Linked DNA regions of Homo sapiens: region 1 is linked to region 2. Evidence: read pairs that join two places in POLR2A ChIA-PET (ENCODE). Cell type or tissue: endothelial cell of umbilical vein. All regions are shown on one strand. Each heading gives the region's core, and the rest is flanking DNA. Links, peaks and the distances in the headings are about the cores only.

Evidence for each region. ChIA-PET counts read pairs that join two places held together with the same protein. Peaks named below come from ENCODE experiments on the same cell type or tissue, not always from the same donor. Only the 100,000 strongest peaks of a DNase experiment are listed, where the experiment ranks them.
Region 1: POLR2A ChIA-PET joins it to region 2 with 5 read pairs; 1 of 35 experiments calls an interaction of 5 or more read pairs at or near these places.

What each region holds. Positions count from the first base shown.
Region 1 is chr15:63,216,513-63,221,111 of GRCh38, forward strand. The region is part of intron 1 of RAB8B (RAB8B, member RAS oncogene family); the gene reads left to right. Among named protein-coding and RNA genes, the nearest start is that of RAB8B, 29 kb to the left of the region's middle. In endothelial cell of umbilical vein, for the core only: no CTCF peak of the experiment used is centred there; no DNase peak of the experiment used is centred there; H3K27ac peaks cover 882 bases.
Region 2 is chr15:63,521,496-63,526,094 of GRCh38, forward strand. All of the region lies in intron 1 of USP3 (ubiquitin specific peptidase 3), which reads left to right. Among named protein-coding and RNA genes, the nearest start is that of USP3, 19 kb to the left of the region's middle. In endothelial cell of umbilical vein, for the core only: no CTCF peak of the experiment used is centred there; a DNase peak (open chromatin) is centred at 2,156.

The sequences.
Region 1 (4,599 bases), core at 251-4,250, 310 kb before region 2:
GCCACTGTGCCTGGCCTCAATCCAACTTTTAAATGTTCAGTACCACTGATTTAAAAGTTCTGACTTGTGGCTTGTCTCGGTGGCTCACGCCTGTAATCCCAGCACTTTGGGAGGCCAAGGCGGGCAGATCACAAGGCAGGAGTTCGAGACCAGCCTGGCCAATATGATGAAACCCTGTCTCTACTAAAAATACAAAAATTAGTCGGGCATGGTGGTGTGCACCTGTAGTCCCAGCTCTTTGGGAGGCTGAGACAGGAGAATCGCTTGAACCTGGGAGGCAGAGGTTGCAGTGAGCTGAGATCATGCCGCTGCACTCCAGCCTGGGTGACAGAGTGAGACTCTGTCTCAAAAAAAAAAAAAAAAAAGTTTTGACTTGTAAAGTATTCCTCCTTTTTTAGTCATAAAGTGGTATCAGTGCAGTAGTCTCTGTTGCTAACACACTGGGGGACTTTTGCTAGAGAGAAGTTGGCCTCTGACTAGATGCACATGGGTTGATTACATCTATGTTTCTCTTAGTTCCACTGAATCTAATTTTCTTTCATTTCATTTCCTTATATCCTCTGAGCTCATGGTAGTTTCCTTCATCTTTAGAAAGAATAATCAGATATCTCATTAGATAAATCATATATGATTAATGTATGATTAGTCAGATAAAAGGAATTCAAATGTACTTCGAAGAGACTAATGAAAAGATGGTACATACGAGGGCCTAATGGTTTGAGGAATAAGCGTAATGGAGTTAGGATTGTTCTATATAATTACTTTCTTTTTGTGTAAAAGATGCAAAAATAAACGTCCTTTACATTTAAAAATATTGAATGGAATATGGGGTTTTTCCATTGGAACTTTCTAATCATTTCTAGTATTTATTCCAGCAGCAATTTAGACATTTAAGGAAAATGTTTTTCACCATGTGCCATGTTTTTGGGTCAGTGAGAAAGCCTTAACCAAGACGATTGTTGGGTGGTACTGTGTATAATAACTCCAGATCCTTGACCAAGTTTGGAGAGTCACTTATGGCCATTTGAAACCAAATGAAGGATCAAAGGACTAATTATTTTGAATACCTCTGAGTGTTTTCCCCAAGCTTGAGAAGAGTTTCATTCAGCTATAAAATGCTCATTGTGCAAATGAGTGGTTTCCATGCTGTATAATTAAAGCATTGCCTTTAATAATATTTTATTACCTTTAGCTTGTCTTTTTAATTTGAGGAAAATCTAAACAATTTAAAGTAAAACGTGATAAAGACAGTTTTTCGGGAGAGAGAAGGGTAGATCGCTATGTTTATTCCACTTAGTATCTATATCAAATATTTGTATCAAAAGCAGACTCTCACTTTAAAATTATTCTTCTAGTGGCAAGATTCTTTTCCCTAGATTGAGAGTACAGAGCTCACATAGTAATAACTGCTGTTAAAATAGACACTTAGAACTATAGAGCTAAAGCTTAGGTTCCAAACTAAGCGAAGCTGCCATTTTCTGAAATAATGTCTTTCTTATTTAAAAGGACCAGTTCCTTTTTGCCTTTTTTCCCCTTCCTCACTTCCTTCCTATTGCTCCATGTATGTTGTACATGTGGTTATCTGTTCTTTTTTTTTTATGCTTCTACCCTTATGTTGGCAAAAGAAATGCACCAATGGGAGGTGAAGGTTTAAAATATAACAGTTGAGTTCATTATCCCAGTTTTATCACTTTCTACAAGTATAAGCAAGTTACTTATCTGGACCTCTGTTTCCTCTTACGTTAAATGGGGATTAAAGCCCCCTTGCAGACTTGTTATGAGAATAGTGATAAGGAATATTCAGTACCTATCACAGTGCCTGGCCTTAAGTGGGTCCTTAAGAAGTGCTAGCTATTTTTATTAATGATAGCCTATCCCATTATAGCTGTCAGCATCATTATCTGCTGAGCAGGGATCTCAGGAGAGTATCTTGAAGAATATCGTTGGACTCCACTATACGGGGTTATCTAATCTGAAGCTCATTTTGTTTGGCTGCATTTTGTTCTAAGAGTTTGTGCTTTAGACATTCTGGATTGTTTTAAGCTGGAGTCATTTATTTTGCAGGCAATTATTTCCTCATTTAAAGGGCATAGTCCCACTTCATTCATTTGAAATGATGTCAGTTACCACACTACTGAACTCTTCTGGCCTTTTGTGATGGGCGTTTCTCTCTTTTGTTTCTTGGCCTTAGGCTGATAAATCAAAGTATCTCAGGTGATACAGGAATTCCCGGCAATGTCATATTCAAAATATTGGGCATGTTGCTCAAGCAGTATTTCCATTATTGGAATTCTCCTTTTTTCCTTTAAATCTTAGCCTCCCTGCTTGTTAATATGTTACTTTACTCACAAAATAGGAAGAAAAAAAAACACTTTAGCCTCTTAAGTTTAACAAATATTTTAGGGGCAGCTATATACAAGACCCTGAAGTTGTCATTTTTCTCTCTCTCACTAAAAAGTGAAGCTAAAATGATCTTTTCTTCCAGCAGTGGATTTTTTTTTTTTTTTTTTTTTTTTTTTTTAGAAGGAAAGAGATCACCAGGTGCCGGGAGACTGAGGTGGGTAGATCACGAGGTCAGAAGGTCGAGGCCATCCTGGCCAACACGGTGAAACCCCGTCTCCACTAAAATACAAAAATTTAGCCGGGGTGGTGGCACGCGCCTGTAGTCCCAGTTACTCAGGAGGCTGAGGCAGGGGAATTGCTTGAACTTGGGAGGCAGAGATTGTAGTGAGCTGAGATCACGCCACTGCACTCCAGCCTGGCAAAGGAGCGAGACTCCCATCAAAAAAAAAAAAAAAGAAAGAAAGAGAGAAAGAGATCGAGAGAGAGAATGTGACCTTTACTTGACTTCCAGGATGTTCTTTAAGCCAATGTTTTCAATATGGGTTGCAACCCATTACTGGGTCATGAAGTCAATTTACTGTGTCCAGACCAACTTTTTTTTTTTTTTTTAAATGGAGGGAAAGAGAACAGACAAGAACATGACAACAGATAAGAGAACACAGAGTCCACTGCACATGTAAGAGTAACAAGGAGTAAGGGTCAAGTGCTATTTCATAAAACTTTTGTTTCAGTTATGTAAGTATGTATATATGTGGAATGTGTTGTTATATAAAAATTATTTCTTACCAGTGGGTTAAAAAAGGCAGAAAGCCACTGCTGTGGGGCAGTTTGCCACTGAAGACTTGTCTCATTTTTTAGAAAAACCAATTCTATGGAGGCTGTATTTGATCAGACAGATCCCTTTTTTTCCATGAAAGAAAACTGGGTCTTTTACTATTGAGCCTATATTGATGGAAGGCTTCCACTGCTGGCTTAACTGGCTGTGTTTTTGAGAGGGTCTCTTGGGTAATGAGTCTATTATCTCTCTTCTTTTTTGGTTTTCTGCTTTCTACTCTTTCTACATGGACTCTGGAAGCCATTCTAGTTGTTGGAACAATGGTAGAAGTTCCCACACAACGTAGAGACATCCACAACATTTGGTTTTGTGATTGTTGTCCAAGTGTTAAGAAAACTATGGTTTCTGAAGAAAGTAAGACTTTCTAACCAATATGAAATATCCAATTATTTCCCCCCACTTCAGTGTTAGCCCTTATATCAGGCCTTTTAATATAATTACAAAATTGCTATTTATTTCAGTGTGTTGAATTTTTAAAAATCACCCGAACCCCTAAACCTGTCTAAGTTAACGTGGTTAGAATTGAGACAATGGTAGCAGAACCTTTCGTTCTATTTCATTTCTCTAGAAGAGACTGCATTGTTGCCTTTTCTTCATTCTAAAATGAAGACATCTACTTTATGTATGCTTAGTACTGTTTTGTCATTTGTACTTAATAATTTAAGAAAATTATTCTAGAATGTTCTTTAGGCCGGTGTTTTTAATATGGATTGCAACCCTTTATTGGGTCATGAAGTCAATTTACTGTGTACAGACCAACTTTTTTTTTTTAAATGGAGGGAAAGACAGTAGGACAAGAACATGAGAATAGAAGAGAGTACAGTGTTCACTGCACATATAAGAGTAAGGAGGAGTAAGAGTCAAGTGGTATTTTTTGAAACTTTCAGTGGTTTCATATTTTAGTGTTTTTTGTGTTTCACTTTTTTGTTTTATCACTTAAAGTTACCCAAATATGTAACTTAATTTGCCAGCCATTAAGATTCATTCCAGTAGGATCAATCTAGACATATGTAAACCTGATTGTATTCCAAAGTAATTGATCAGTGTCAAGAAATGTTTATTGAGTGCCTGTTACTTGCTTGGCAAACAGGAGGGAGGTTCCAAATGAAGTACTGTAAGTAAAAGATGAGGCTCCTGCTTTTTTTTAAAAAGGGTTTATCTTTCATTTATTCCTTTAAACATTTATCAGGCACTTATTTAATCAGCCGTATACAGTGCTAGATCCTCTGCTCAAGTGTAATTGGGAAGGTAAAACTTAAATGAAACAACAAAAATAATTAATTGCCACATGCATAATGATATGCATTCTAAATTCTGTAGGAGTTTAGGGTAGAGAGTGAGCAGAGTTGGCTGGAATAACTGGAGGACAGAGGAGGTAGAGTTTCTGAATCTTGAGGCACTTTCAGGATTCAGATGGAAAG
Region 2 (4,599 bases), core at 350-4,349:
AAGGCTGTTGAAGTGAAATACTTATCTATCGTAATTATTTTTCTGTTGGGAAACCTTGAAATTAGAGAGCTGGAAGTAGCCTTGGGGACATTTTTAGTCAAGTAGTAGCCGATCATAGGCCCTGGGTCAGGGTTCATTTTAAGCAGTTAACTGTTCCTTGTACACACTCATCAGTGCTTTTCTGTCAGCTCGGCTCAGACCAGCTGTTTCGGATACTTCTCTCTTCCATTTAATTTAATTCACAAGAGGTTCCTTCATGTTGAACTGTTGAGTGGCCACTCCCTGGAGTTATAGAATGGCAGTAGGACAAGACAATTATACATGGGATAGAAATAAGGATTTCAGCATCTGTTTTCTCTGATAGGCCTCAGAGGATTGATGGTTATGAACTGTAGATCGTCAGAGGAATGGCATCTTGGATTCCCAGATGCTGCTGCTGGTCTCCTCCGGTGATTTGTTTATTTGAGACAAAATCTTGCTTTGTTGCCCAGGCTGGAGTGCAGTGGCGCTATCTTAGCTCACAGCAGCCCTTACCTTCCACGCTCAAGTTATTTTCCCGTTGTAGAGGCGAGGTCTCACTATATTGCCCAGGCTGATCTGGAACTCCTGGTCTCAGGCGATCCTCCTGCCTTGGCCTCCCAAAGTGTTGGGATTACAGGCATGAGCCACTGTGCCCAGTCCTCTCAGGCGATTAATGACTTCTAGTCTTTTGTTCCAGCTAGTGAACATTGGAGTAGAAGGGAGACGTCCTCCTGCATTGCTAGATAACCACGTAAAAGGTTGGCTAGCATAGCTTCCCATCAGAGGGGCCACAAGTGGATTACATATGTGTTGAAATAAATGATCCCCTCAGCCTAGAGGTGGCTGTGCTCCCAGACAAATCATTTCTGGCTGTGAGAAGCCTCTTCAGTTAATGTGCATGTGTCATACAGATATTTTCTATGCGTGCCCTGACATGGGAAAGGTTGGGAAAGTAGGCTAAAGCACAGTCTCAAAATTAGCCTCTAAGGATGTTGCTAAACCAAGGATATTGCTCCTTAAAGAGAACCAGGTAATAGAGTGAAGAGGAATTGAATTATTTAGGGTAGAGGTTAAAACCTACTTGTCCATAAAGATAAGCTGATAACCATATCTTAAATCTGGTGTGATATGAAATTCTTACTCACTTCTTTGCTAAAACAAAGTTAGAAATTAAAATGTATTTCTAAGTGACTTGGCTTGTAACCCCATTTTATTGGATATTGGAATATAGAACAGTTCACATTAAAGAACTTAGCATCTTTGTTCATTTGAATTTTGACATTTTATTCATTGCTATACTGATAATGTACTGGCAGTGCACTAAATGAAGTAGATACCAAGGGTATATTATGGTTGATGAGATTAGTGAACCAGGATTTAATGTCTTTTCTGAATACTTCTGAGTTTGATGTATTCTAATAAAGTTTTGACACTTGAGTTGCTTCTGTACTTAAATGTTTTACCTGAGTGGCATTCTATTATCTAAACCTTATCTGTTAAAATGTGCTTCTAAAATGCATTTTTCCTGAAGTATTTTACATTAGATACGTAAAATTTAATGATTCTGACATTTAAGGTGGTTATAACAGTTACATCAATTTTGAAATAAGCTTATTAAAATTGAGTATTTGGTGTTTTGAATATAATTTAATTTAATTCTGGTGTAGGAGGATTTTGAGGGAATGGAACTGACATTCACTGAGTGCTTTCCGTTGATTAGGCCCTGTGCTGTGTGCACTTTATGTAGTTTATCTCATGAAATCTTTACCATAGCCATGTGAGGTAGAAGGTGGGATTTGACCCATTTCACAGAGAGGAGGCAGGCTCTGGAACGAACTTAGCGTAAGGTCATAGAATAAAATAGTAGAGCTACAACTTTAAGACAGTTGGTTCTGAAGCCCGTGCTTGATACAAGTCACATGACCTGTATCATATTTATTTTGAGTCTGCAGTGGAACAAATTCCTACAAAGGCAACTCATTCTGTTTGGTACATTTTTGTATAAAAGAGGGAAGGAATTCTTCTCGAAGGGTTCAAGGGCAGGTGATAAAGGAATTTGGCTAGTTCAGCTAAAACAATGTGGAGCAGAGTTTCCTGGTCACTGTGCCCCTTCCTTTTTAGGTCAGTTGTGGAACAATTTGCTAGGAATTTTGTGAGAAAATTGTGAGTAGTTCCAGCTTACAAAGGCCTGGGATCAGGCATTGCTGGGCATGATGGGGATCAAGTCATGCTGGCTGAGGAATATGTCAGAACTCTTGGGGTAAAGAGAAATAGAAGCAGAATGAGTAATGTTCTCAAGTCTTGTAATTATTTAGAAGCATTTTTCCAAGTTCAACCTTCAGTAAAGCCTGGGGTTTCCTAGAATGCTTATTAAGTAACATAATCCAAAGAAGCAAAAGGAAGGAAGGATAAGGATTTGTGCCTTTTAATGAAGACAAAAGGAATTTCTGCCACTGTTTATGGCACTTTCTTAAGAATCTTTACCTAGAATTTGGGATTTCTATGGAAATAGTGCTTTTGAAAATTTGAAGGTTTTAAACTTACTTGTTACTGAGTTATTGTTAGGAATGATGTTTGTGCTCAAGAATTAGGTTGTCCTGAGATAGAGGTGGCACATCTAGATTTGAGTTATTAAAATATTGATGTGATACACAAAGATTTAGTCCAAAGGACAGTGGCAGCTTAGTTGAAGATAAATATCAAGTCTTTACTCTCACTACTTCTGTTGTAGAGGGAGTAGTATAGTCATTGGATAGCTTTGAATCCTACTGGGTAAAACCTTCTGAAGTTTCTTTTGCATCCTCACTTTTCCTAAACAACAGGTCAGTCATTCCAGTGAGTTGTTTGGTGGGTGTGGATGATGCTGCATCACTGATACTGCTCCCTCTGTTAAGTGGTGGTCTGGTTATCTGTTGCTGCATGACAAACAGCCATACATCCTAGAAGCCTAAAGCAACCATTTCATTTTGCTTATAATTTTGTGGGCCAAGAATTCAGGAAGAACTTGCCTGGGATTGCATCAGGTGGAGAACGTGGACTCACAGAGTTACCAGACGTGTGTTAAGAAGACACTTTGGAGGAGGATGTTCTGGAGTCTTCTTAACTCACCTGTCTGGTACCTCTGTGCTCCTTGGTGTCTCTCTGTCCCCCAGTGGTGTCATAATCTCCCCAGTCTCCCTGCACATGGTTTGGGCTTCTCTCAGCATGTTGGTCTCTGGGTAATTAGACTTCTTACATGGCGGCTGGCTCTCCCAAGAGCAAGCATTTCAAGCAATAGCAAGAGGGAGCTGTGGATTTCATAAGGCCTGGAGTTGCAGGTTGACATAGAATCACTTCTGCCATATTCAGTGCGTTGGGGCAGTCACAGAGCCTGCCCAGATTCGGAGAATGAGGACATAGACCCTGTCTCTCCATGGGAAGAATGTCAAAGAATTTGTGGCCATCTTTAATCTACCACAAGGCCATTAAGCAAAAAGGAGAGGGTTGTTACAAGAAATGCTGAACTGACTTTACCAGCAAATGTAAGCCTACTTTATATAATGATTCAGAAGAGACTGATTGTCAGGAATAAGAAAGGGATAGAGGCAAAAGAGAGCCCCCAGAAGGAGGAAAGTGGAAAAATTTTTCATGGGAAAGTGGAAAGGCAACCAAGATAAACTTTGCTTCATAATTTTATCTTTCCTGCCTTGGACCTGAATTCAGTCTTGGTTCTGTGATCTTGCCCTTGAGTCCCAGGTGGCCACTTCTGACCACTTTGGATTTGGTGCTCATGCCTGGTCTCCTCCCCAGTATCAGGACCTCTGGTTGGCTTCCCAAGCTCTATATTGGTCACCCCTTTGACCCTAAGTATCTCCTGTTGCCCTTTATGAGAACTCTCCTGTTGCCCTGTTCCCTGGGAACCTAACCATCCTCTTTCAGAATGAGCAGCATTGTTGGGGCTGGGGAGACATCAGACACTGATTTTGGCTGCCCTCGGACTGCCTGGGCACCTTGGCAGTTGCTTCATGTAGCTTGATTCCTTCTTTTCTGGATTACATTATGGCTCAGTTCTTGCTCTCTTTTTGTGACTTTACCAACTCCTCCCCCTAATAATTTCAAGGGACTCAAGTTATAGATAGAAGAGACTTCTGAAATTTCAGCATAGAATAGGCTTGTGAACATGCAGTTCAGAGAGGATTTATAGTGTACAGAAGATTTTATGTCTTGCTTTTAAGCATCTAAAAATGTTTCATTTGGAAGGTAAGTTAGGTCCGTCTGGAATATATTTTTACTTATATGTACTGGAATGTTTATAGAATTTTTATGATGATACTGCCCTATCCTCCAGTTTTAAGAGGAATAACAGTTTTACTATTGATACTTTCACGATGTATGTGTGTGTTTTAATAACTGCTGCAAAATTTCAAAATTTTCATTGATTATAATTTTACAAATCCATAGAGCTATAATCTTGGATTTTGATTTAACTTTCCACTCATGCTTGAAAATTTAGAATAAGTTCATTTTATTAGGACTTTATAATACCAGTATCTTTAAATTTAAAACACTTTAAATTTAATTTTTATTATAAAAGAAATA